Linked DNA regions of Homo sapiens: all the other regions are linked to region 1. The links are chromatin loops, found by intact Hi-C in ENCODE. Cell type or tissue: heart right ventricle. All regions are shown on one strand.

What was found. Hi-C counts contacts between places; a loop is a spot of excess contacts. Peaks named below come from ENCODE experiments on the same cell type or tissue, not always from the same donor. Only the 100,000 strongest peaks of a DNase experiment are listed, where the experiment ranks them.
Region 2: a loop joins it to region 1, with 2.4 times the contacts of the local background. A loop is called at or near these places in 27 of 110 quality-filtered maps.
Region 3: a loop joins it to region 1, with 2.9 times the contacts of the local background. A loop is called at or near these places in 27 of 110 quality-filtered maps.
Region 4: a loop joins it to region 1, with 3.0 times the contacts of the local background. A loop is called at or near these places in 39 of 110 quality-filtered maps.
Region 5: it touches region 1 in a loop (2.7-fold over the local background); 12 of 110 quality-filtered maps call a loop at or near these places.
Region 6: it touches region 1 in a loop (10-fold over the local background); 67 of 110 quality-filtered maps call a loop at or near these places.
Region 7: a loop joins it to region 1, with 2.7 times the contacts of the local background. A loop is called at or near these places in 43 of 110 quality-filtered maps.

Annotation. Positions count from the first base shown.
Region 1 is chr13:99,032,081-99,036,080 of GRCh38, reverse strand. It overlaps a transcript of DOCK9 not described here. Among named protein-coding and RNA genes, the nearest start is that of DOCK9-DT, 53 kb to the left of the region's middle. In heart right ventricle, CTCF peaks have their summits at 1,862 and 2,062 (motif pointing right); no DNase peak of the experiment used is centred here; H3K27ac peaks cover 449 bases.
Region 2 is chr13:98,867,770-98,871,769 of GRCh38, reverse strand. It overlaps DOCK9 (dedicator of cytokinesis 9), which reads left to right. Exons shown (of 53, transcript NM_001366683.2): 28 at 3,393-3,539; 29 at 3,759-3,842. Among named protein-coding and RNA genes, the nearest start is that of DOCK9-AS1, 38 kb to the right of the region's middle. In heart right ventricle, CTCF peaks have their summits at 2,011 and 2,212 (motif pointing left); no DNase peak of the experiment used is centred here; H3K27ac peaks cover 440 bases.
Region 3 is chr13:98,975,900-98,979,899 of GRCh38, reverse strand. It overlaps DOCK9 (dedicator of cytokinesis 9), which reads left to right and starts at 1,836. Exons shown (of 53, transcript NM_001366683.2): 1 at 1,836-2,116. The coding sequence starts at 1,991. In heart right ventricle, a CTCF peak has its summit at 1,797; a DNase peak (open chromatin) is centred at 1,839; H3K4me3 peaks cover 2,872 bases; H3K27ac peaks cover 3,888 bases.
Region 4 is chr13:98,890,141-98,894,140 of GRCh38, reverse strand. The region is part of intron 15 of DOCK9 (dedicator of cytokinesis 9); the gene reads left to right. Among named protein-coding and RNA genes, the nearest start is that of DOCK9-AS1, 60 kb to the right of the region's middle. In heart right ventricle, no CTCF peak of the experiment used is centred here; no DNase peak of the experiment used is centred here; H3K27ac peaks cover 1,096 bases.
Region 5 is chr13:98,908,874-98,912,873 of GRCh38, reverse strand. The region is part of intron 9 of DOCK9 (dedicator of cytokinesis 9); the gene reads left to right. Among named protein-coding and RNA genes, the nearest start is that of DOCK9, 67 kb to the left of the region's middle. In heart right ventricle, no CTCF peak of the experiment used is centred here; a DNase peak (open chromatin) is centred at 2,130; H3K27ac peaks cover 3,906 bases.
Region 6 is chr13:98,838,718-98,842,717 of GRCh38, reverse strand. All of the region lies in intron 38 of DOCK9 (dedicator of cytokinesis 9), which reads left to right. Among named protein-coding and RNA genes, the nearest start is that of DOCK9-AS1, 8.6 kb to the right of the region's middle. In heart right ventricle, CTCF peaks have their summits at 2,222 and 2,425 (motif pointing left); a DNase peak (open chromatin) is centred at 2,407.
Region 7 is chr13:98,880,400-98,884,399 of GRCh38, reverse strand. DOCK9 (dedicator of cytokinesis 9) reads left to right here. Exons shown (of 53, transcript NM_001366683.2): 22 at 501-587; 23 at 1,269-1,358; 24 at 2,393-2,508; 25 at 2,773-2,842; 26 at 3,728-3,853. Among named protein-coding and RNA genes, the nearest start is that of DOCK9-AS1, 50 kb to the right of the region's middle. In heart right ventricle, no CTCF peak of the experiment used is centred here; no DNase peak of the experiment used is centred here.

The DNA.
Region 1 (4,000 bases):
GAGGCTTAAAAGTCCAAAATTGCGAGGCTAGGGTAGGCAGGCAGGCAGGCTTGGAAGGCTGACAAGCTGGAGACCCAGAGAAGAGCTGATGTTGCAATTGGAGTTCAAAGTGAGTCTGTTGTCCGAATTTCTTCTTCCACAGGAAAGGTCGGTCCTTTTCTTAAGGTCTTCAACTGCTTGGATGAGGCCCTCCCAGATTATGGAGGGCAATCTGTTTTACTCAGTCTATTGATTTAATGTTAATCTCATCTAAAAATTACCTTCGCAGAAGTATCCACATGTATTTGACCAAATATCTGGGTACTGTGGCCTAGCCAAGTTGACACATAAAAGAAAGCATCACAGTTAGGATATACTTTAACAAAGATCAAAAAACAATGCCTTATAAAGGATGGAAGTTAGGTTTACTCTTAGTCCAAGTGTAAACAGTTCAGGGTTGATTGATGACTCTACCATTTTGGGGTCCCAGGCTCCTTCTATCTTGTTGCTCTGCCATTTTCCACATAGTACTTCCTTGTAGCAGAAAAGGGAGATGGTATGGGAATGGTGTACTCCTTCCCATTTAAGTGCATGACTTTAAAATTGCACGTATCACTTAACACGTCCCATTAGCTTTAACTTTAACCATCCCATTAACTGGAACCCAATCCAGTAGACACACTTCAGTGCAAGAGAGACTGAGAAATGTAGTTTTTGGCTGGGTAGCCAGAGGCCCACCAGCACTGCTATTACTATATCAAAAGGGAAGGATAGATGTTGGGGTGAGGGAGGTATTCATCAGTCTCTGATAGTGTTCATTCATGTTTTGTGTTGCATTACATTTGATTGGAGTTCAGAATGTTTACTAATATTAAATCTGCTCATTCAAATTTGAGAGATTGAGAGTTGTGACACAACTTAAGTTTCATAATTAATGTTATTGAATTTGATCTTTCTTCTGCATCTTAAAGCACGTGTCTTGAGCAAACCTGCACATGAAAGTTGACATACCAAATGGGAAGCTGAGACAGAAGACAGAAACACAGATTCAGAAACCCACCTTGTTAAGACTGTTCCACTTCATTCTTTAGGAAGTAGGTGACTGTGAAAGTTTTGGAGCAGTGTTAGAATATGACAGATTGGGGTAATGGGAAGATAATCCGGTGGTTCCACATTGATTGCTGGATGACATCCAAATGCATCCATATGGCTTACAAGGAACTGCCTGTCTGTTTCACCTCAACTCCTGGCATCCACCTTTACTGCCTGTGTTCTGGCCACACCGAATCACAGTTCCTTCACTGTTCCTTATTATTACGCATCTCTATGTCTTCTAACAACTCTGCTCACCATTTTTGTTACCTTTTTAAAATAGAAATTTGAAGATTAAGGAAAACAGATAAAGGGCCCTTAAATTGGAGCCTACTCAGGTCCACCTATCTGTCTCTGCTGTTCGTTGAGTGCTGCGGTGTTTCAGGAATGTGTTAGGTGCATTCTTTTTGTCACCTCTCCATCCTCATGGCACCCCTGAGGGGTGTGCCATTATCCATGTTTTGCAGATGAGGAGCTGAGGCAGAAGTTTAATGATTGACTCAAGGTTACAACAGTCAGAAACTGACAGAACCAGGAATTTTGGCTGACTTCTGAGCCTGGGTTTTTCCCACCACATATTGTTCTCTTTGGAAAGAAGGTCTTAGGCTTAAGATGATTAGTAAACACAGTATATCAAGGGGCTGTGGAATCTCTGGGAGCTTCAGCTTCAGTTTGGAGTTACACCTCTTGGGTGTGCTACTGGAGAGCTGTTACCTCAGTGACTTGTGATGTGACCTGCTTTGCCGACTCTGTACTTATGTTGGGGGAAACTGGGGAAATGAGGGAGGAAGCAAATTTGGAATATGGTTTTAACCAGTTGGAATGAATTCATCCTTGACTCCTGAAAGCTTGTAATCTTCATAATCTCTTTTCTAGTGTTGCTATTTTGGATATGAGGTATGGGATAGCAGATGAATGCTTTAGGGTTGTGTGAGCTGAACAGTATTAAAAATGTGCTTTTCTCTCATCCTGAGGATCTTCCATTAATCCACTAGATGGAGCAGCTGGTTTGAATATATTTCATGATTAGAAGTTGGAAGAAAAGACATGGTGTTCATATCAGAGCCATGTCACAGACCCCCTGAAGTTGGCCAGGCATTTTGATCTCTATTTTTTCCTCTCTAAATATAAAACTTTTATTTACTCAGCACATCTATATGTAGGGAGCATTTGAGGTTCTTCTGGGACCTGACAGAAAACCATCATGGTAGAGTAGAAAGAATTCTAATCTGAAGTCTGGGGATGTGAGAGTAGAAGTCCTAGTTCAGACACTTTAGTTCTCTGTGACTTTGGTCTTTAACCGTCTTTAAGCCTCAGTGTCCTCACTTTTATCACTGTTGCAATAGGTGAGATGTGAGATGTGCCTTCTACAGGTTAGGTATATTGGGCCTCTGTGCCATCCCTTTAGACCACCTGCGCGATCAAAGATGCACGAGCTTCCATTTTGCCTGACTTGAAACTGCACTCGCTGACAGTGTCTACAACATGGAAAATCCATCCCACTGAAGACTGGAGGGTTTGTTGACGGCATTAGTTCATTTGCCTTTGTGATACTTCCGTCACCCACGGGCATTCCCGCTCATGCATGAACCCCTCCTTGGGGCAGTAGTTTCATTCCCTCACAAATGGTTTATCCTATTTTAGGGCAACACTGGTTATTAGAGTTTTTACTTATTGGTCCTGGTTGATCCTTCCAGAGCAGCCCATATCTTGTAATCTTATCTGTCTTTCATATTCAGATTTTCTGTTTTAGAACTAAGGTGGAATATTTGTTTTTTGCCTTCTCTACTACTGGTCCTGCCTGAATGATATGCTATATAAGAAATTAGACATGTTATCAAAATGCTTTTTAGTTTTTAGTTCTCAACTGATAGATAGGAAGGTGGCTATGTATGTTTAAATCTGCTACCTGTACTCAGATGTCTTAAAACATCATATGTCCTAGAATTTTAAGGTTTCATAACAAGGAACTATTCTTTAACAGTTGTTGACACATTTGTTCCTAAAAGCCAATGATGTCTTACTTAGACTACTGGAATCTGCTCCTAAGTGTTTAATGAAGTGAAATTAAAACTTCCATTTTTAGGTAGCTTTGAACTATGGGAATGTGTAACCTCACTACTCCTGATTTCTGTTAATTTTTAATTAAATACACATCTGCTAAATTAAAGACTTTCACATAGGTTGACATTCTTGTTGTTTGCCAAATACAAGAGTTTGTGATATTTGGAAACAGACTCTTCAAGTATTCCTTTTAAACTATACAGATTTTGTATTTCAAGTGGAAAGCTACAAAACACCAACTCTGTTTTAATTTGTCATATAAATTAATAAATTTATGTCATGTAAATTAATAAATTTATGTCATGTAAATTAATAAATTTATGTCATATAAATTAATAAATTTATAGTACTTCCCCTTTCAGTTGAGGAAGAGGACCTAGCCTCAGCCTTATCTTTCCCAAAGAGGGGTTTTAGGGGTGCGTATATTTGAATGAATTTTGGAATCAGGTTTTTTTTTTTTTTTGAGATGGTGTCTCACTCTGTTGCCCAGGCTGAAGTGTGGAGTGCAGTGGTGTGATCTCAGCTCACTGCAGCCTCCACCTACTGGGTTCAAGCAATTCGCCTGCCTCTGCCTCCCAAGATGCTGGGACTACAGGCACACGCCGCCACTTCTGGCTAATTTTTTTTTTGTATTTTTAGTAGAGACAGGGTTTCACTATGTTGCCCAGGCTGGTTTCGAACTCCTGAGCTTAGACAATCGGCCTGCCTAGGCCTCCCAAAGTGCTAGGATTACAGGCGTGAGCCACCGCACCCAGCCTGGAATCAGTTTTAACAGTGTATAATCTCATTGGCACTCCTTGGACTGAAGCCACTTAGCATTAAAATGTACCTTGATCTCCTGGTGACCTCCAGTGACCCACATTGA
Region 2 (4,000 bases), 160 kb after region 1:
AAGGGATGCTGCAGTGCAGCGCAGCACACGGCAAGAGATCCTCCAGCAGGACGTGGCAGGGAGTTGAGGTTGGTTTGGCTGAGAAGTCCCTTAGTGTCTCAGCGTCCTCTTCTCCAAGCCTCTATCAGGTACTCACTACCTGAGCATCATCTTAGATTTTCCTCTTCTGTTTCAGTTTATAGTAATCTCCATAAAAACATTCTATTGCTTAGGTCTTCATTACCTTGAAATGTGTATGATACCTCGTAAAAAGACTTTAGTTTGTTTTATTGACAATTAGGACTCTTAACAACAGCTATTTGCCACTGCAGGGAGAACTTCATTTCAGCCTTCACAGGCATGAGTTGTCATTGCCTAGTCACTGAACAGCACTAATGATGGGTTGGTATGTAAATTATCCATCATTCTTCTCCATGTATTCTTTCTTTTTAATACAAACATTTTACTATATTTTCTAATAAGTGCAGAAGTAGAGGGATTAGCCTCCCCACTTGTCAATGTTCTACTGCCCTTGCTTGATACATACCCACCCTCACATTTTTACCTTGTAGTATTTTAAGCCGTTCCCAGCTATTTTCTCACTCCATCTTAGACACTTTTAGCATGTCATCTCTAACAGATAAGCCTTTAAAAAAGATATAACTACCAACATCACACCACACAAAATTAGCAAAACGTCTTTATTATCATCTAACACCCAGTCTATATTCAGTTTTCCCCAGGTGTCTCAAAAATGTCATCCTATAGTTGGGTTTGTCTGCTTCCGGATCTAAACAAAGTTCACACCTTGCATTTAGTTGCTGTGTTTCTGAGGTTTCTTTGATTCTTAAACTGTTCTCTTTTCATCTGTTTGGACTTTTTTTTTTTTTTTGGCAACATATTTGTTGAAGAAAGTGGGTCATTTGTCCAGCAGAATTCCCCACAGTTTAGATTTGGCTGATGGTAGCCTCACCGTGTTACATACGTGGTTCTCTGCCCCGTGTTCCCTGTGAACTTGTGGTTGGATCTAGAGACTTAATTTGATTCAGGTTTGATTTTTTTTCTGGCAAGGATACCTCATAGCTGTTACTATTGCATCACATCAGGAGGCATATATACCCAGCTGTTCTACTTTTAGTTATAATAATGTTGATTAATAGGTTTACATGGTGCCCACTCAACCTGTCCATGATAGAGTTCTCCATCTACTTTTCCTGGTTTTAGCAGCCATTGACTCAGCCCCATTGTGAAGGCCACAAGCATTTCTTGGGATACCTCTTTTTCAGGAGTGGCCAGCTTGGGTAGTTAGCAGTCATGCCGGGGGTTAGAGTTGGCCTTGCCTGCGGTCTTGGAAATTGGTCATCTATTGATGCTGTCATCTCAGGATATAGAGTTATTGGTGGCACATATGCAACAAAATCCCTTTGGAATTTCACATTTTGCCATTCTGTTTTTTAAAGTTGGTGAGCTTCACATTTTTGTTACTGATCCTTTCCTCATTGGATTCTTGACTCTATGTAAGGTTATAAACATTTCCTCGTTATTGGTTTGAGAATTGAAATTGTTATAAAGCTGGTATTTCAAATATTCCTAATAGGTTCTGGCATTTAATGCATAATATAATGCCTGCTGTCATGTCAGAAATGTCTAGGTTGCAGTTCCCAGTTTTAGAAAATACTATTTGTTTGATATTGGGACATTGGTTTGGCTGCTCAAAAACAGGCCATAATAATAGTGGTTTAAATTCGACAGAAGGTTCATTTCTCTCTTGGACAATCATGAGTTGGTAGGCAGTTTGGAGAACAGGGCAGCTAGTTCCCCAAGATCATTCAGTGACTCAAGCTCCTCCAATCCAGTTATCCAGCCTGCGATGTTCACCTCATCCACGTGGCTGAGAAGCTGGCTCACTGCCACAGCACAGTCCAGGCAGTGGCACAGGAAGGAACAAGGGAGGCCAGCGGCTCCTTTTAGGAGCATGGCCTAAACAAGGCACGCATCCCTTCCATAATTTGGTCATGTGGCTCATACCTAGTGGTAAGTTAGACTGGAAAATATAGTCTGGCTGGGCAGCCATGTGTCCCTGTAAAACCATTACTCTTCAGTTACTAAAAGGAGGAAGACAAGGACAGTTTTATTAAAGGTCAGTTAGTACTTTTTAGTGAGCTCTCTAAGCCTCAGTTTTCCTGTCTGTAAAATGGGGATGAAAATACCCCCCTCTTGTGGCTGTTAGAATTAAATGCATGAATGGATCAATGTAATGGAGCATCCTTCCTACTTCAGGCTCTCAGTAAATTATTCTGTTTATAGACACAGGGGAAGTGCAGCTTCATGTAACAGAAAATGCCCAAGTTTTGGATTCTGTGGTAGACCTGGGTCTGAATCGTTGTTGTTAGTTGTGTGACTGAGGACACATGTACCTAACCTCTCTGACCCTTTAACAAATGAGGATTAAACTTATAGGGGTATTACAAGAATTGAATGAAAAAGTACATACAAATATGTAGTGCAGTGTCTGACATGTAGAAGATATACATAAGTGTTAGCTAATTGCTAAGTAATCTGAGTGTAATTTTGTAGGTTCCTGTTGGGGAAAGATTACTGTGTAAAGTTGATTGTGAGAAGACTGCTGCCAAGCAGTTTTAACTAATCATGCACGGTCATCAAAATCCGTATTTTCAGTTTGAATATTTGGAGCTTAAATGTAAGCCAGTGCTTTCTAAAGAGATCTCTGAGAGGTACAGGCATCAGAATCATCAAAGATGCTCAGTAAAAATGCAGGTTCTTGCCCCTTCTCCCTGCACCCGCTGCCAGGCTCCTGAATCAGAATCTTTGGGAATGGATGCAGAAGCTCCACCTTTTTACAAACACTTTTTAGGTGATCTTTATTACGCTGAAGTTTGAGGTTCCAGTTTTAATCCACAGCACTTATTTGAAGTATTTGAACACTTTCACAGTACTTTGAAAGAAGGAGGGTTAATTCATTTTTTCCAATTTCAGATAAACAAGACTAGGACTCTGAGGTTTTATGGGGTTTTTTGAGACTGGGCCTTGCTTTGTCACCCTGGCTGGAGTACAGTGGCTGATCTTGGCTCACTGCAGCCTCAGACTGCTGGGCTCCAGCAATCCTACCACCTCAGCCTCCTGAGTAACTGGGACTACAGGTGCATACCACCACACCCACCTAATTATTGTACAGATGGAATCTTGCTATGTTGCCTGGGCTGGTCTTAAACCCCTGGGCTCAAGTGATCCTCCCAACTTGGCTTCCCAAAGTGCTGGGGTTACAAGTGTGAGCCACAGCACCCAGCTAGAAACTCTGGGTTTTTTAAGATGGACTCAGGGATGAGATATTTTTTCCTCCCAAATGATTGCAACTTAATAAATAATAAATGTTTGCTCTGAATTCTTTTTAGTTGCTGCGAAACCAGAGATTTCCTGCATCCTATCATCATGCAGTGGAAACCGTTGTAAATATGCTGATGCCACACATCACTCAGAAGTTTCGAGATAATCCAGAGGCATCTAAGAACGCGAATCATAGCCTTGCTGTCTTCATCAAGGTGGGGACCTCCAGGGAAGAGGATATCAGTTATGGGACAAAGATGTGCTTTTTACCAGCTGTCTAGCAGGGTGACTAGAATAGAGTAGGTGCTCTGGCAATGTTGATGGCATGTTTTTTATGTCAGTGGATAAACTTATTAGCAATAAATGCTGCTTTGAATCCAAATTTCCGAAATGTTTGGACCTGAAATAACTTTTTTGCTTGTTTTCCTCCACAGAGATGTTTCACCTTCATGGACAGGGGCTTTGTCTTCAAGCAGATCAACAACTACATTAGCTGTTTTGCTCCTGGAGACCCAAAGGTAGTGCGGGGGTTGTTACTGGTAACAGAAGTCACCATGTAGCCTTTCTCTGGTAGAATTATCTTTTTCCTTTTTTTTTTTTAAAGCTCTGCCTTACTAATTTTTTTATTGTATTGAGCCTGTGTCTGTAATTATAAGCTACCTGAAGTCCTTCATTG
Region 3 (4,000 bases), 56 kb after region 1:
TGGGCTGTCCTTTACTAAGGCTCAGTTAGTCTGTTTTGTGCTTGTGGCTTCATCCTTTCTTTGATTTGTAGGACATTCCTAAGTTTTTACTTTACTATAATTTCGACTCTATAGGTAAGTGAGAGTTTTTTCTTACTGGGTTTTTTCTGTTGTAACTTTACAAAGAAAGATTTTTAAAATTTATAGATAATATTATTTTGGAACACAGATTTGGTAGGGGGACTTCTATTAACCCTGAAAGACTACCCAAGGTTGAGAGATTGGGTAGTTTAAAAAAAATTATAGAAGCCATTAATTTATTTGATGGACTCATTGATCCTTTGAGATCGTTACATAATTGATATTCACACTCAGAAGGGTTCCTGGTGTTCAAGTGGCAGAGACCCAGCTTCAGCTTCACTCTTGAAGTAGAGCAGCTGCAGCAGGTGCTAGGAGAGGGAGGCGGCTGTGCGAGGACTGGGTGGCATCTCAGTTCTCCCCACTGCCTCCTCTGAGCCCTCCTGGCTGCGTTCCTTTGTCTGGAAAGTGGGAGACTTTTACCTGTGACTTGTATAATAGTTTATGTTATTTCCCTGGGTAGAGTTCCTCTGGCACCTATTGTTGCTACATGATAACTACTCTCGTTGTTGACTGACTGAATACTGCTGCTGCTGCTGCCGCCGCTGCTGCTACTACTACTACTACTACTACTACTACTACTACTACTACTACTACTACTATTGCTGCTGCTACTGCTGTTACTGCTACTGCTACGGCTGCTGCTGCTGCTGCTGCTTGTTGTCTACTGTTACTAAATCTTCCCTGATGTCCAGGAAATACTCAGAGTAACTAGGAAAAGCTCTGCGGTATCCATGAAGTACAGAGTAATATTTGATCCCCCCTTTAATGTTCATTTCTACATAACTTTTAGACAAATCCCTTAATACCTCTGTTTTAATTTTTCCCAAGAGGTAAAAAAGACTCCACTGTTAAATGTGAGGAAATAATAAAAATACAGACTTTTAGGAACACATATTTTGGGTGCTACTAAACCACCATTGAACCGTAGGTTGGTGATCCAGCTATTTTCCCGTGCTTTTGTGCATCTCTCTCTTAATTTTATTAATTTGTCATTTATGATGTCTGCTCTTCTTGCCTTCCCAGCTAGATGTGAAGTTCTTTGAAGGGAGAGATACTCTACCTTATACTTTTAGTATGATCCTCTCAGCACCTAGTACTGGGGGTACCTTCTGATACCCACACATCTGGACTTAAAGTAATATTCTGTTTAATAAATGCATTTACTATGATATGTGGTATCCCATGAAAATGTTTTGATGACCTCATCTTTCTGGCATCAAATAGTACATAAATTAAGTGTTTCATGCTGTGGTCTGTCATGCGGGGTGAAACTCATTTCCTCCACCTGTATCCACGAGGTGCAGGCTATGGGAACATACTTGCTGGTAGCTCTTCCCTGCTTTAATCATCAGCCAGGCATTTGGTTTTTAACCATAACACAAATGAAAGCATTCCAAAACTGGAAGAATTTTAGAACAAGCAGACAACCTTGCTGTCTCTTAAGCTCCACGAGCTTCAGATTTAAGGTAATTATGAAGGAGTCTAACTGTGACTGGTTTTCTTTTAAACACTGCAGTATTTTGATTCCGATTGATTTGGCCCACGCTGTGTGGAACAGACACAATAAAGCCGGTCTTTATCAGAGAGGCAGTACACTGTGTATTGTTCAGCTTGGAGTTTGTTTTCCTTTGGCCAGCAAGTAGGAGCCTCCCCTTTTGCATGGAGTAGTAACACCCCTGGAGGCTGGCCTTTGCTGTCATGCCTTCCCACCCCACAGGCTCTGCAGACCCAGCCAGCGGGGCTGACCACTTGTGCCTGGGAAGCCAGTTTCCTTTCCTTCCTTGGACCACTGGCATGCCTGTGCCTTGCACGGCCAGGGACTCGCAGCTGTTCCAGTTGCAGACTTTCTGACTTGCGTTTTCAGCCGAGAATGCAGGCTGATAAATGCAGGACAAGTAGTAGAAGTGTCAAAAAGGAACTGGTGATTGAGTCCCCCCTGCAATACAAGGATGCAGCTCAGGGCGAAGTGGAAGCAGAGAGCCCGGGCCCTGTGCCGGTAAGAGGGTCTCGTACAAAGTGTTGCTGTGTCTACCCAATGCTGGGTTCTTATTGTGCGTGTGGACGGGGTTGACGCCTGTTGCCTGTCTTTGATTTCAAAACTTGCTCTGCTTGTCCCTTGTGAACTCCACTCTTTCCCTGTAATATGACTTCGATTCCCCTTTGATTCTTCTTTGTGAAGAAAGAAATGTTGACATTTTGTGGGTGAATATGGTTTCTGGGAGGTTTCTTTGTATGGGACAATTATGTATTGTTCACAATTATGTCCCACCTAGCTGCAGTGTTTGCAAATGTAAACCCAGGAAGCATATTTTAATTGCAACTATAGGGTTGAAAAAAGATGTGCTTTGCAAAATTAAAACCTTTTCTACGTTATTTATGCTATTGAGAAAATGAGGCAGGTCCCATTGGGGGTTTTAAGGAACATAACTGTTGGAAATATTACATAGTTTAGAAAGGATAAAATCACATATGTTCTTCTCACTCATTTTACCAGGAGGTTTGCCTTGAATAAAGTAGGGAAGAACCTAAACTGTGAACCAGCTGATAGAAACGTTTCTGTTCTTAACATCAGCTAAACTCTCAGCATTTGTCTAAAGCCAAGTGCTTTGGTGGACTTTGGAGGGGAGGAATGTGAAAAATGGTTGTGTTGTTATCATCAGTGAGTAGGTTGTGCTTCTCTCGGAATTTCTTCAGTACAATAAAGGCACATAATTTTTTAAGCAAGCTGCACAAAACCACCAACATGCCCTGCAGAGGGGGGACAATTGAGCCTTTCAAATTATCTGCTAAAGAGATTGTTAAACTGATATGTAGTGATTTTATTTAGTGATTTTTTTTTTTCTTTAACGTGGAGGTTCAGTTGATGTTACCATGAAGTGTTTGCTTACTAATTTACTTAATTTTCAATTAATGTCTAAGAATCTGAACTTAAACTTTCCTATAACAGATTTGATTTGAACTGAGTTGCTTTCTTTGTGACTCGTGAGACTGCCCTATATTTTATTGCCTTCAAAACTATATTGCTAACCCTGAACTGAAAAGTTAGTAAAATATCATGGTCTTTTTCACTGCAGATTTTCATCTTAGAGATTTAGGTTTCTTTTCTTCACCCTCTGCTACATTGTTTAGAAATGTAATTCATTGTTCTGGATTCCTTGCTGCCAATATAATAGCCCACTTCTCTGTTGGGTTGCTCACAGGCTGTATGGATTTCACTGCTTAAAGCAGCTGATGTAACTTAGGATTTCTTGGAGGAAGTTGTGTGGTTTAGGTTCCCTTGTGAATATTCTTAAAAATCTTCTGTCAGTGATTCTCCAGCTGTGTAGAAATATTTGTCTACAGGACTGAATACACTGTAGAAAGATGCTATGCAATTTTTTTTTTTTAAGCACACAAGTGACTTCTTAAACTTACTTCTCTTTCTAGTGCTCAAGAAATTTGCCATTTATGTCCTAGCTATTTGTTTAGGTAAATCTCACTCCAGGCAGTTCCTCTGGGGGTCTTTTTCCACTGCAATGGATAAAGCTGTGCTGGCTACAGCTGCATTTGGTGGGAACACTTGTCAGGGCCCAGCAGCTTGTGGCAGTGTGATCTCAGCTCTGCGCACCTGCAGAGAGGGGTGAGGGAGTGAGGAAGCCAACAGTGATACCAGAAGTTTTTTCTTATCGGGCAGTGTTTCTCTTCTTCCAGCAGGGTAAACAAGATAAGAAGAGCTAATGTCAGATCAGGGAAGCAAGGATATTTCAGCAGGGCCTTTGCCGAGGGCAGATCTCTTACCTGTGGCTGTTGCTGCCCACTGGCAAACAAGAGTTCAACAGACTGCTGGAAAGGCAACTTGTTTCTCAAGATGATTTTTCAGAAGGAGGCAGACACCATTGTG
Region 4 (4,000 bases), 140 kb after region 1:
CATGGTCCTGTCTTCAGTGGAGGCTGGGGAGTGGGGCTTCACATGGTCACTAATTTGAAAGTGATGGGAGCAGAAAGCCTGTGGCCAGGCAGAAAGGAGCCCAGGGAAAACCAAGTGTGAGTTCTCTTCTGCACACCACTTCTTCATGCATGTGCTCAGCAGGAGGGCATTGGTGTGAAGGGTGTGCTCCAGGTGGCCAGTTAGAGACCCAGAAACCTGAAAACAGGGATCCGATGGTGACAGCATAGAAGACACAGCAGGATAAGTGAGGCCACGCTCCTCAATAAGTATTCAAAGAAACTTTGGTGCCCACTCCCCGTATTCTTCACAACAGAGTTAGGGGACGTGGAGGATTCCTTTTTCATTTTTTAAAAATCTTTGCATTGCTATTTTTCTTTCCTCTGTATATTTTACAGGAAATAATCTCATGTCAGTGGCCTGGGCACCGGCTTGGATCCAAAGCTATTGTTTCTACCCCCATGATTGTCTCAAAATGTTATTTAATAATGCATGAAAAAAATTTCTTCACGCTGTCTCAGTCTTAACAAAACAGCTGCCAAAGCTCATAAGCCACTTTCCTTTTTCCCTTGCAATAATTACCCAGGGATATGTTCCAAGATTTAGTAAGAAAGCGATTCTGTCCGATAGATGATATTGCTAACATTTTATAAGAAGAGAGACTTGGTACTTTGTATTTGATTTGTTCATGGTGGTATCTCATGGATAAGATGGTATCTCATCTTTTCCAACTTCTGCAGGAAATGCGAAGACATGAAGGCAAAGTATAAAAATAGAACGTTTTCTTTAAAACGTAGACCTTTTTAATGGTACTACGTTGGATAGTTTAGGTAATAATACTACTAAAGTTTTTGCGTATGCAGCTTAATGTGTCTGTGTTTATTTGTACACTCATCTTCTTTGCATCCAGGTTTTACAGTCTTACCCCGATTTCGCTCTGGTTACACTGCACTCAAGCCAAGTAGGGCTGCTTGACTTTCTCTAAACCCACTGGGGACTTCCCTCTGCCATGCTTTTCTCTCTGCCCAAATTGTGTCCCCTTCCTGCCTCATCAAGCAGCACATAAATCACAAACACATGCAGCATACACACTTCCCCTTTTCCTTTGTCTTTCTCAGGGAACTCTACTCATCTTTCAAAGCCCAGTCTGTGGCTCACTTCTGTGCTGGGAGTCCTGGAGGCGGTTACTTGGCTTCTCTGCCTGAGCCGCCTCCTCTTTTTAAGGGTGGATAATAACAGCCCCTGCCCCCTAAAACCGTGGTGGGGAATAAATGCAAAAGGCATTAAGGTGATTTCTCCCACCATGAATACTGATCTCATCCCGTGTTCCCTCTCGATAGATCTAGATACTCTGCCTTCTGGTAGAGGTTTGTACATACTCTGTGAAAGTGATTGCCCTCATATGCCGTAAGTAGCTTACAGTGTCTACTGGACTTTTGGCTTCTTGAGGAAAGAAATTATGTCTTGTTTGCATTCCTCCATGGTCCTGAGTACATACATTGCAGCATATCCTAAGCACTTGATAAATGCTTATTGAATTTTCTTCTTAGACATAAACTCAGTGGTTTTTGTTGAAACAAAAATATCTCAAATTTCTTTCAATCATATATAGTTGTTTTTTTTTAAGTGACACCAAAGCTTTTAGGGAATATTTCCTTTCACAAAACACAGTTAGAAGATTAAACTCACCACCAATAGCAGTCCAAACATACCTGTATTGCCAGCTAATCATTTTAACGAGCCAATACAGGAAGTCAGGAAGGGAAGACCGGCTGCAGAAACACTTAGATAAGGACCCCAAATCTGTTGGCATGGGAGGACTGCTAGTTGATGATACCATTCCCATTTCCTCTGTGGGAATTGTTGAGTCAGCAGAAATGGATGGGCAGTGGGAAGGGAAAATTTTCCTAAGAGAGAGTTTGAGCCTCACTTCTACATTCACACAGAGACAGGAGCAGTTCCCAGAGGCCAGGCATCCTGCAAGTGTCTGTATTGCATGCTTACTTAATTCGTGTAATTTTAAGATGAGTTTTCATGTTCAAGGATTATTTTATAAATTTTGCATAGAATATAGGTACTCTTTAGCAAAACAAAGCAAAAAAACCAAAACTATTCTCAGTCATGAAAGAATTCAGTTTGTGTAACACGCACACAACCACCACTTTGGAAGTGCATAAAAAGGCAGTAAAATCTTTATTGCCTGTGAGTGTTTGATGTCTAATAAACCAGATTCAACATAAACCATAAACTTTTGAAATGGGTTTGAGATTGGGTTTTTAAAAACTTAAAGCTGGCAAAAAAAAAAACAACTTTTAAAAGCCCATGTGCTACATAATATGGAACTAAACTCAGAAATGTGCTTGGAAACACATGGAAAGAACGTCTTTACAGAAGCAGCAACTAGAAGTAAAATCTCTCAGCAGAGGGAGGAAATAGAATAAGAAATAACTATAGTTAGGCACAGAAGGACACAATACACTATAGGAAGATTTCCAGTGAAGATCATTTAATTAAAATATGTTGCTTAGAAACGTATTTTAATTGTGTTCCACCTCTCTCAAAAATTTATATGTGGAGGATGTTGGAGTGATCTTAAAAATGGTGATGAAGATGCCTGTTCATTCATAGGTGGAAATAATTAGGAGGGGGTGAAATCCATTACCCTTGCATACTTACTTATATTTAAAAGTATAATTTGTAATAAACAGAGTATTTCTAACTCAAAGCAGATACAACTTCATAGGTGTCTCTACAATTTTGTGGAGTGCAGTGTCTTGTGATATGTTGTGGTGTTGAATTCCTCCACTGAAGAGGTGAGCAAGGCACCGTATGTCAAGAAAATTGATACCTTCATAAAACCCCCTGTCTGAAGGTTGATGCCCCTGAAGAGTTCTATGTGAAGCTGAGAGAGGCTCCACAAGCTATCATCGTAGGAGTGCCCAGAGCTTGGGAGATGCTGGGTCAAAAGCTCTCAGGAAATGACTGACCCTTGAGGGGAGGCTGCTGCCCCTCCTCCCACCAACAGGAAAGGATCTTGTGTGTGTGAAGCAGCTCACACCGCAGGCACAGGGGCAAACTGTAGGGGAGTGCTTGGCTGTACCTGGAGAGCTCTTGGCCAGACATCTTTTCAACGGAAGGCGGAACATGTGAAAAATCATTGACTTGCCTTCCTGACCATTACCTCTTTCAGGAACTGTTCATTTAAACTCAGATGTAAACAGAAGACAAGTGGAAATGAGAGGGAGGGACCCTGAGAGAAAGAGATTTAGCAGCTTAGAGCTGGCGATGGGCCACGATGGATCTTCTCAACATCGTCTCTAGTCTTAAGGATGCAGGAATTTAGAAATTTTAGGGAAGTCCTAATTCAGGTGACAAATATTCCAAGATGTACTGAGGAGTGACACGTGAGGCTGCTTAATAGTCAGCAGTCATGTCCAAAGAATCTGCAAAATTGTAGGTAGGAACTTTTCAAAAATGGGAACAAAACCAAATGCTGAATCTGCCAGTCCCTGTGCTTTGGTGATCTTTGGCAATGTTCTAAAGGAGATCTGAAACAGGTGGCGTAGGAAGGACTGTGAGGCGGCATTGTGTTTCCTAAGACTAAGTCATATCGTGTTGAACTAGTCATCCTAACTGCATTTCTTCTCTCTTTGTAACTGCGCCGCTAAGCTTGTGTAGTAGAGGAGTGCAAAGGCTTCAGCAGAATGTATTTACCACGTGTGGGTGCTGTGGTAGCCTGTGAATGAGTCAAAGAAGCGCTGCACACGTGAGTGGGCAGTTGTTCAACTGCTGGAAAAACCAGATGCTAGGGAGGGTGATGAATGAGCTAGTGTCAGTCTGGAAATGGGCCTCCAGAGACTTGGGAAGGAGCCTGTTCTTGGCAATATACTGTGCAGTATCTTTATCAATGACTTTTATGAGACTATAACATGCTGATTAAATATTTTTATGACATAAAGCTATTAGGAATATCTAATGCAGT
Region 5 (4,000 bases), 120 kb after region 1:
TTTAGTTTGTTGCAGCAGGTAATATATGTGATGCCATCTAGAATTCAGAAAGTAACCTTCTGCACTTACTGGGTGAACGGAATGGATACCTAGGAGAAGATTCATGTTATTTGAGCCTAATGTTGATTAATTAAAAATCTATGCTTTTTCCTATGAGGATATACAGGAACGGTCCCCTCCTTCTCTTACTACCCAGCCAATATAATTCAGTATTGTTTGATCCCAAGACCTAGGGAGATTTTTTAAGATATACATATATTTAATATAAATGTATACATTTATGTATATATACTTTTTTATAAGTATAATTGTATATTTTGTCATTTAAAATATTTGGAACTATTTTTAAACTATGGGTTACAAGTTAGGTTAAGCCATTTTAGTTGGTGAAATCAGTTTGATTTCAACCCCTGCTTCTTTTTGTTTTGTTTCTATTTAGTTTTTTATTCTTTTTATTGAGGTATAATTTGCAATAGCAGAATGCTCAAACATGAATTGTAGAGCTCACTGGAGTTCGCATTTGTACACTGATATAAGCAGCCCTCAGGCTAGCTTGTACCTGAGACCCTCTTTATTTTGACCTCCATCACCGTAGATTAGTTTTGACTTTTCTAGACCTTCCTGTGAATGGACTTATACATGTACTCTTTGTGTCAGGCTTATTTAGCTAAACATGTGATTCACTTTAAGAAGTTTTTTTTAGGTCGGGCATAGTGGCTCATGCCTGTAATCCCAGCACTTTGGGAGGCTGAGGTGAGCGGATCTTTTGAGGTTAGGAGTTCAAGACCAGCCTTGCCAACATGGTATAAAACCCTGTCTCTACTAGAAATACAAAAATTAGCTAGGCGTGGTGGCAGGTGCCTGTAATCCCAGCTACTTGGGAGGCTGAGGCAGGAGAATCATTTGAACCTGGAAGGCAGAGATTGCAGTGAGCTGAGATCATGCCACTGCACTCTAGCCTGGGTGACAGAGCAAGACTGTGTCTCAAAAAAAAAAAAAGTGTTTTTTTAATGTAATAGAATTGAATGGAGAATATGAAAGTACACTGCCCTTAATAATGACATTATTTTTTATATAAAATACTGTCATTATTATTTTGGTGGCACCTGCCACCATGCCTAGCTAATTTTTGTATTTCTAGTAGAGACAGGGTTTTATACCATGTTGGCGAGGCTGGTCTTGAACTCCTAACCTCAAAAGATCCACCCACCTCAGCCTCCCAAAGTGCTGAGATTACAGGCATGAGCCACTACGCCCGACCTGAAAAAAAACTTTTTAAAGTGAATTACATAATTTTTTACATAAAATAATGTCATTATTAAGGGCAATGTACTATTTATACATATAGTGTGTATGTGTGTCTTGCATAGTGATATAAAAGATATTTGTTTTTCTTAGTGTGCTATTATGTATATTTATTTACTTTCATTGGTATATAATGTACCTATTTTGGGAGTTCATGTGATACTTTGATATCTGTATACAATGTGTGATGATCAAATCAGGATAATTGGGATAGCCATCACCTCAAACATTTATCTTTGTGTTGGGAATTTGAAACATTTCTTACCAGGAGTCATGGTCAAAACCTGAAAAATGAATCCTTGTTAGAGGCTTTTACTCTTTCCCCCTGGCTTTCAGGTGTTTTACAAATACTTTTATTTAGGAAGGTAGAAAGGTGGAAAGTAATTTTTTGAAGGGGAAAAGAATGAAGAAAATGGAGATGAGTTATTCACTCAGCACATGGGTATCTGTGGGCTTTGCCTTTTAAAGCCCAGCTTGGTGTCAGTGTGAGCAGCCCAGGCAGTAAGGGGAGACCTGTGTTCCCCATCCCCAGCCTTGAGCAAAAATGCAGTTTTGGCTGTTTATCATCCCCCTTCAGGGTGTCTGAACTATTTGCACCGGTTGAGAAGGCAAAGAAGTTGACCTGATAACTGTTGGTCATCCCATTAGGAAGGATGGATTCCATGGTTACAGAATCAGAGACTGAAGTATGCAGAGGGAGGGGTGGGGAGAGAGAACTGTGCAAGGAGTTTACCCAGGGTATGAAGAGGTAAAGAGGTCAGTATCAGGGAAGGAAGGTGCAAGAAAGGGTCAGGCTGGGAGGCTGGGCCACAGTTCAGTAAGATTACAAAGAAGGGCCTAGAACAATGAGGGCAGGCAGAAGGTGGCTGAAGGTGTAATTTCATGGCAGGTTCCTTTTCTAATCAGCTCCTCTAACCTCCTTCATCCTGTTGCCCCGGCTTTTGTTTTCCACTGTGACTAAGACATAGCCAAACAGGATATGACCGACAGGAAGTTGTTTCAGTGCAAAAATAACTGATGTCTCATTCTGGAATATTATGGAAGGGCTCATTACTTACAGTGTGAGTGATGTAAACCCAGGTTTTCAGAATATTTTGTATAATCTTGGAGCTTATGTTTGTACATTTAGTACTGAACATCTGTATTGTTTTCTTATTAGAGAACACACTGTATTTACCCTAAAACTGGTTCTTTTCCTCCTATTGTCTATTATGGAACCAAACAATTTTTATTGTAAATGTAACAGTGTGTAGCATCAGTCTTATAAATATTTTAGTTTGATACACAAACCGTAGTTCAAGTTAGTTAATTGATTTCTTCCCTAGAAAGTCAAGGAGTAACATAATCAGGTTATAAACTTCATTACTAGTTATTTAATAATTTATTTCTCTGGTTACATTTATATCTTAGGTGACATCAGAACATATATGTCACCTCCTTAAAGATAGTGTGAAGAAAACCCACCTTATGTTTTCTTCCACAGCTTTTCTGTTTGTGAGCTTTTATTTTTGTACTCAAAGAATAGCATCCAACTTTTACTTTGGTTTCCCCATGTGGTTCTGAAAGAGAAGTAGAATTTCTTCTAAATCCGGAATTGCTCACATCCTTTTACCTTTTAACTTTGTTTTAAGCAAATGAACTTATTGTTCCAGGTAAATCTTCCACAGTTGCATGCAGGGGAAAGTATGATGTCTCAGACTTTATAGTCTCATGGAGATGGAGTGAGGATCAAGGGCCATGCTCAGCAGAACTTGTCAGGACCCAGCAGTTTCACGGACACCTTTTCTTAATTTTTAAACCAAGTCTATAATAAGTGCTTTCTTCCCTAGATTCCAATCCAGAAAACAATATCATTGCACTATTATACAAAGGAGCTGGCTAGGCTTGTGTCTGTGGGGTCAGCTGGTGTTGCATTTCTGGGCCTCCTTTGTGAAGAGGATGAACTGATGGTCCTGAGAAGTTAGGTGTCTTGGAAGTAGTGGAAATAAATCATGATAACTCTTTAAATTAAAGATTATATATTTTGGCCTCAAAACATTTTGCAAAGTCCTCCTATTCCAACCCAATCTGTTTAAATGACCCAACATTCAACACATTGTTTCTGATAATTCATCCTCAGAATAAGATGCTGTTGGCCATAATCTTTGTCTCTAGATTGTTTTATCTACTCGCAAATAAATTTAAGACACAGAGTATGCCTAAAGCCTACAGCAGACTTTCTGGAAACTCTTGAATGTTTGGTCCATAACTACTTCTTAAGACAAAGAAGAAAACCTTGTCAGGGTGTGTCATTAGTGCTTGAATGTAGGGTTTACAGGATGGGGTGGGGTGGGGGAATCGCCCTTGGTTTAGATGAATCATTCTTTTCCTTGTCTTCTCAGCAAACACCAGTTTCTACAGAGAACAGCTCTGCCATTGTGCATTTTCTGTCTCCATTTTCCTCTCATTCTCCTCTCCACGAAACCCAGAGTAGTCAGTGGGCTTTGGGCAGGAAAGTGGCAACAGGGTGTCTGGGGAAAAGCCAGTTGGCTCTTCTTACCATCACAATATAGACTGACCACAGGTTATTTTAAGAGCAGAGCTGGTTTCCATCACTCTGAGAAGTGCTCAACTACAGACTTTGGGATGATATTTGTTATAGCTGTATTTTCTCCACTCTTAGATTGTGAAAGTACATATTACAAGTATTTATTTT
Region 6 (4,000 bases), 190 kb after region 1:
AGTGATAGCACAAAACCACAAAGAGAGGGTACACTGTAGGTACATGAACATGCATATGTGTATATATGTGCATGTCTATAAACCACATTATGAGGTGAAAACTTAGTGAAATGTGTTTGAAAATAAGTGGTGCATTTGCAAAATATATATAAAATAACACTATGTTTACTTTGATGTCGTGTTGTTCTAGGAATACATCAAGTTCATTTGCATAATTCATATTTTCCACTGGTATAATGCAGGGAACACCAGCCAAGAGGTAGCAGCATGAAAAGAAAATCTGGATTTCATATAATTTGATCTAAAAGGCAGTTAAAGATTACTGGGTCAAGTTGCAGATAATATTTCAGATCAGAATCAGAAAGTATTTTCTAACTGAACTGGCCTTGAGTGGCATGTGCTGAGCTGCCTGTGAAGTTCATGTGGACACCTGCAGCTGGAGCTGTGCAAACAGACTGGAGGAGGCCCAGCTGGGGTATTGTCCAGGTCACTTAAGCATGCCATGAGGAGTTGGATGGCGTGGCTTGTCAGGCCCCATTTAACTCCGAAATGTCTTTGTTACCTAAAGCACAAGCAGGAAAATGAATATAGGTGATCATTAAATTCCTTTACTGTACATCATATTGAATTAATATGAAAAATACAGAGAATGTAGACATCTCTGAGTTAAAATATTTTCCAAAAGTTTTAAAGCATGGATAATATATCTTTAAAATTGGATAAAATGTGCTTGGATGCTTTAAACATATACTCAAAATAGTAAATAAATGTTTGTGGCCAGGCATGGTGGCTCATGCCTGTAATCTCAGCACTTTGGGAGGCTGAGACAGGCAGATCACTTGAAGTCAGGAGTTCGAAACCAGCCTGGACAACATGGTGAAACCCCGTCTCTACTAAAAACAAATAATAATAATAATAATAATGCAGAAAAATCTGGGCATGGTGGTGCATGCCTGTAATCCCAGCTACTCAGGAGGTTGAGGCAGGAGAATTGCTTGAACCCAGGAGGTGGAGGTTACAGTGAGCCGAGATCATGCCGCTGCACTCCAGCCTGGGTGACAAAGCGAGACTTCGTCTCCAAAAAAAAAAAAAAAAAAAAAATTTTGTTCATAAACAAGACACTTATTTCCTTGATTCTGAGATATGTTTCCTTGATTCTGAGGCACATTTTTGCACACTTTCTAGTATTTCCAAAGTTGGGTATATCTTACACATTACACTGGATATGGTAGTCTGTCATTGATTGGTATTTCTTGCAATTGATGGGGTCTCAGAGGTGAGCAGGTCTGATACAGTGTATGTTTAAAGTCAGTCATTTGTAATATCCTTACAGAGGATTTTAAGATGTGTGGTATGTTTAAACCAAGTATTTTCACTTGGGGCCTTTACTTCATATGAGGTCCCACTTTCAGATGCAACTCAACATTAGGTTTAAAAAAGACACAGGGAAGAGAAAGCTGATGGTATGACGCCTACCTCCTGAAGCATAAACTCTTAGATTACAGCCCGTGTCTCCACAAGGCATTCTGAGCATATTTGTTTTTTTTGTCTGTGGATCAAAGGGCAGATATCAAATGATATAAATTTTACCTTGGGGTATCACTATTTATTCTATTCTCTACTCTTTGCCAGTCTGTGAGGAAAACCTCTTTAGCAATAAAAATTGGATGGAAATGAATAATAGATTGTGTAGATATTGATCAGTTTGATATTTTGCAAAAATGTTTGAACTCAATAAAACCATATGCCATGAGTTAATAGGTATCTAGGAGACTAGGTCTTCTACATTTGGAGAGTTCTTTCAGCAAGAAAATTCCTTGTTATTTGGTATTTATATTTTCTCATAAGACTTACTGTGTTTCTGGATTCATGTTATGGGCTAGAGGGGAAAAAAGTCAAAATACGAACAAGAATTTTGGTTGCATAAAGAGTGAAGGTGGCTATCAACATGGAAGTGCCCCCTATAGGAATACGTCTCTGACCTACTCTTCTATCCCAAATGTCCTCTGGTATTCAGAAAAGGCATGTGGCCTCAGGCTTCTGTCCTGCCCACCACATTACCTCTGATGTCATGGTGGTGGGGAGGGAGGAGGTTCGCCGATGTGTCAGCATTATTCATTTGAACTATGCAGGTAACGTGAGTTTGTAGAACAGGGTTAGGTTAATTCAGTGTAGACAAATTTCATCTGTGGCCCCAGAGTATTTGAAAGATTTGGGGGCTTTAGAATAAGTCTTGTCAGAATGACAACAGAATGAAAATTGTATAAATTTGAGCAGTGAATCCGAAGGACCGTAAAGCATCCCGGGGCATGTGTGTCAGAGATAGCACGTCCCTGCAGAAGTCCTGCAGCTCTGTCCCTGAAGAGCCTGGCTGGAGCGAATCAGTGCAGGGCCCCAGGCACCACGGCCCCCTAGTGGAAATCAGTGTGCTTCACACCGCACTCCTTACTTGCCCGGGTCAAAAGCTGCTTAATCAGCTTTCAAAACATTGCCAACCCTTAGTTTAAATAATTTCTCTGCCTCTTCTTGGATTTACTAGCTCAGCTTCATTTTCCTGTGTTGGTCTATACCATGGTGATTGTTGATTCAAGTCCTCCTCCTGCACAGCTCTGTTCCAGGCCTTGAGACAGTCTCAGTCTCTGTGACTGGTTCAGCCTCTCTATGCTGCCAATTATTTTTAGGGATTTAAAAAAATAGCTCTAGCTCAGGAATCCTGCTGATTTTTTAGATGAAACAGTTGGAGGAAAAGCAAAGCATAACAATATGTGGCTAAAAGGACCATTTCTTTTAGATTCCTGTATGACTCAGGCAAGCGTACCGATGTCTGTATGAATCTGACTCTAAAGGAGAGTAGATGGTGTAATAACATTTCCCAGTACCATGTTTCCATATGTGTATACATAATTATATAATAACTTAATTAGCATAGTCCATTGATGGTATGTTTTAAAACAGCACATGGCCAAATTCTAATTTTTAATTGTTGCAGGCTTTCAGCCAGGAGTAGTTAAATTCTATGGGAGTTCTTCAGGCCATCTCATTGGTAATCATCACCTAGATGCACTTCACCTGTTGGTGATCTAGACCAAGAAAAGGACAGTTCTTTGCAGAGAAAGGAATTAAAATAAAGCCAGTTCCTTGTTAAAATTGAACCCAGACAAAAACTCATTCGGGGCAAATGGCAGCCCTCAGGAAAGGATCCCTTGGACCTGTATGATCATTTTGGTTGGTCTGATAACAGGTGTTGTATTTCTTGTGTGTGCCCTCTTACCACAGTATGTGATCACTTTAACAGTCATCATCGACCTGTTTGTTTTCCTCTTTCATTGTCTCTGTATCTTACCAAACAACCTCGCTGAATAAAGTCATGCCTTGGATTACCATCATGGCAGTACAAGTAACATTAGTACCCCAACATATCCACCTTTATTTTCTCTGGGAGATTTCGTACCCCAAAAGCAAAAAATGAAATAGAACTAGCATGGTGCGAGATGTGTTACAGATCCTCACTAAATTTGGAGAGACGTTGGCTGTGCTGCAGAGTGGAAGTGATGTGATCCACAACAGGATCTCAGCACCACCTTTGTAAAAGCAAAGCAGCATTGGATAAAAGCACACAACAGCATTTCTATCATATTTTAAAAAGCACTTCTGTAGCTTTTAAAGCTCTTCTGTAGCCTTTTAAAAACCACTCTATAATTCTGACATTTGAGTCAGAATGATGTCATGCTAGTTACTTGATTTTCTCCCAATAATATGTACTATGATACAGTGACCTGGATAAGGAATTTGGAGTGTAGATTCTGTTTTTTTCCCATTACTGGTCTCAAGAACATTCCCTAGGTTTTCTGTACTTCATTTTCTTGATCTATGTACAAAATGTCCTCCTCTCTGGAGTATTAGGAAAATTACTTAAGTAATGAGGCGTCGCTTTAATTTTGCTCCTTGGAGAAAGACATTACATGGTGTTTTATTATATTGCCATCTTTCTTTGTAATCT
Region 7 (4,000 bases), 150 kb after region 1:
TTCATATTATAGACAAATAGTTAAATTTTCCCAAAGAAGAATAAATTGTATAATTGAGCATGACAGAGAAATGGAGGTTTCAAAAGTTGAAATTAGTGTGAGCAGACGATTGACCCTTTGCCTGTGCCAGGCCTGCATATTATGCTGTTTGCTTTATCTGGCACCTTTTACTGGCTTCTTCAGAATCCTGAGCTCAAGTTGGGTTCAGATGCTGGTGTAATAGGATTCTTTCCCTCTCAAATGAACAATAACTCACACAGCTGCAAAGAAACAGAAAAGATAACTTAGAAAATCCAGTAATAAAAGCACTGTACTTTGGGGGAAGAAAGGGGGCAGAAATGTGTATCAGCTGCATTCCTGCCATGGGCCCGGCACAGTCGCCAAGTCACTAAAGTTCTCTGGGCCCTCTTTCAGTCCCTCATCATTACCCTCATTGATGATCATGTTAGAGCCAAAATAACTAATCTGTAGGGATATTGTTTCTTCCATATTTTTTTTAGCATTATGGTCCGGAAATTAAATGGGTAGATGGAGGCAAGCCACTGCTGAAAATTTCCACTCATCTGGTTTCTACAGTGTATACTCAGGTATGTGCTCCTTCAACAAAATTAGCAGTTGCTGCCCTGTGACAAAGTTTGCACCATTTTGCAAGAAGAAAAAAATCCTAATGTGTTATATTACTATATTTTTACTCTATAGATCTTTTTCTAAAGAAAGAAAGTACAACTGAAGTGCTTATATGTATTCATATAAATGACTAGTACAAGCATCATTTTGCAACAGATTTCCCCTTTCATTGGAGGATCTTCTTGATGTTATTTGTACACGATCAATTTTTAGTCTTAATAAGATGAGGCTGGGTGTGGTGGCTCACACCTGTAATCCTAGCATTTTGGAGGCCAAGGTGGGCAGATCACTTTAGCCCAGGGGTTTGAGACCAGCCTGGCCAACATGGCAAAACCTTGTCTCTACAAAAATACAAAAATTATCCAGGCATGGTGATGTGTGCCTGTAGTCCCAGCTACCTAGGAGGCTAGGGTAGGGGGATTGCAAGAGGCTGGGAGGTCAAGGCCGCAGTGAGCCATGGTCATGTCACTGCACCCCAGCCAGGGCGACAGAGCAAGACTCTGTCTCAAAAAAAACAGCAACAACAACAACAACAACAACAACATACAGCAAAAAAGCATGCTGCAAGAAACAAATGCTTCTATTTCCACAGCGTGTATTCTAATAGACTTTCTTCTTCTTTTCCTTTTTCCCTACCTCAGGATCAGCATTTACATAATTTTTTCCAGTACTGTCAGAAAACCGAATCTGGAGCCCAAGCCTTAGGAAACGAACTTGTAAAGTACCTTAAGGTATCACATGGCTTTCTTAGTATCCCCTTTTAAGTGAGTTTGGAGTAGGTTGGGTTTTCTCTTTGGTGGTGAGTGGTGTTCTCACCCCTTGGAAGCTCTTACCTGGATGTCTCACATCAGTAGCTTCTATGAGGTTTAGATAGTGGTAAGAAGTGGACCTAGGAACGGCACTACTCCTGCCTGTGTCCTAGTCCCATGTATCCTTTGCTCAAGGCAGGATCTCTAAAACATACTGTTTCTCACGCATGGAAAACCCCTCACTTGAGACGGACCTCCCTGGGTACCGAGCACAGTGATGGGCACAGAAGCAGAGACTTCGGTCCTCACCCTTAGGGAACTTCTAGTTCATTGTAGGAGATACTATAAACTTGGTGACTGCATGCTAGGCAGACAAATCAAATAAAGAAATAATGCACAGAACCAGTCCCAGCTTTGTGCAAGGGGTTCCTGGCGTGTCTAAGCAGCAAGAGCCAGGCAGGGTTTGTCTAGGAGAGCTTCATCCAGAACGTGGCTGTGGGGAGCATTTTGGAAAGGGGAAATAGCTAAAAGGGCATGGGGACAAAACAAGAAATGTGAGAAATGGAATAGAAATTTGTTTGGTTTAACAAGGAAAATGGAATACATATCCACATAAACAATGAAGTTTTTATATGTGATTGCTTGCGGCCCCTCCCTCCATCTCAAAGACAGCCACACAGCATCTCTCTGACCCTGCTTCCTCTGTCCCAGCTCCCTCTGACTCCTCTCCCCTTCTGTCTCCCTCTTCTGGTTTATGGCCCTTTGCGATTCCATGGGCACACCTGGATAATCCCTATCATAAGGCCTGACTAGCAGCCTTACCTCCCCTGGGCCATGTGATGTATTCACATGTGCTGAGGACTAAGACACAGACGCCTCTGGGGACATTCTGCCCACCACAGCCTTCCCTTTGTTTTAGAGGGAGTTCTTCCATCCTTGTTTGGAAGAGTGGAAGTTACTTTAGGCTGGTTTACTTTTAGAAGGATAACATGAACTGTGCCATTCTGTGTCCGTAGAGTCTGCATGCGATGGAAGGCCACGTGATGATCGCCTTCTTGCCCACTATCCTAAACCAGCTGTTCCGAGTCCTCACCAGAGCCACACAGGAAGAAGTCGCGGTTAACGTGACTCGGTAAGGGAGGTGGATGGATGCTCTTCCTCACTTCTAGTCTGTCCACATCTGGAGCATAGTCATGCATAGCTGGGATGCTACTGTGTGCTGAACATTACATTTAAGAAATGTCTTTGATCCCATGTGTAAGGACCCCATCTAATTCCTTGTCTCCTTGTTTCCTAAGTGCTGATAGCATCATCATTGTTCTACTACTGCTGTGATAATAATGAAATGTTTCCATTTTTACATATTCTTTGCTTTATTCACTCCTGTGGTGTGTAGGGTCATTATTCATGTGGTTGCCCAGTGCCATGAGGAAGGATTGGAGAGCCACTTGAGGTCATATGTTAAGGTATGTAAAACACACTGTTCTGATCACTTACATCTGTGGCTCTCCAGTTTTCCTTCTAAGGACTTATTTTTTCACAAGCCTGGTTATTTGAGGATGTGCTTGTAACGTATGCTTTCTCTTCTATTTCTCATAGCCAATGCTTGTACCTGAATAGGGGAGGTACGAAGAGGGACAGCCATTCACTAATTTACTTAATTCCATTCCTTCAATTATGTTTCTTTTAATGGGTTTTCCAAATAATATGACTCAATGTGGAAGTTTAAAGAAGAATTTTAAGTTGTTCTTGGCTAGGCCTCTGCTAACGTTAGTTGTCTTCCTTTTTTTTTTTCTTTCCATCTAAACTTTCCAGCAAAACTGCTCCTCCCAGATAGGAAGGTTAGCTCTGGCTACAGTCAAATTAGATGACTCTGTGGGACAGCAAGAGATGTTGTTAGGATAAACATCAACAAGTTATTTATTTATATACAACATCCAGTAAGTAGAGTGGCAGTTACTATTCTAAACAGATGCACATATTCTGTTTACTATTAAATACCTTTGTAAATTACAACTATGTGATAATTTAAAAAGTAAAGTTCTGGTCCTTTAGGGTATCAGTCATACATTGTTGTGCCACACATTCCTTGAAGCCCCTGGCACAGGTGGAGTTACGGGCTGGCTGGTCACTGATTTGACCGGGTCAGATGACTCACATATTTTCTTGAAGACATCCTGGACTCCTTTTTATCACATGACACTCACCCTTCCCATCTTTGTATCCACACCTTCCTCTCCCACAAATGATATTGTAGCTCAGTCCCTGATCTCCATTCTTGGGAGTCTCTCAAGCTTTCAGCCCACATTGGAGAGCCAGTGCATTAAAGTCTCTTTCTCTTTTCTTCAAAGTACGCGTATAAGGCTGAGCCATATGTTGCCTCTGAATACAAGACAGTGCATGAAGAACTGACCAAATCCATGACCACGATTCTCAAGCCTTCTGCCGATTTCCTCACCAGCAACAAACTACTGAAGGTATGTCAGGAGAGTCAGTGTGGCTCTGATTGAAACTGATTAACAGGAATTCACTCCACAGCCTGATCAATACAGCCTTTCTGAGTGCTCTTAGAGACAAACACCACTCCCTAAAAAGGGGTAGTGTTCTCTGATACCAACTTTTCT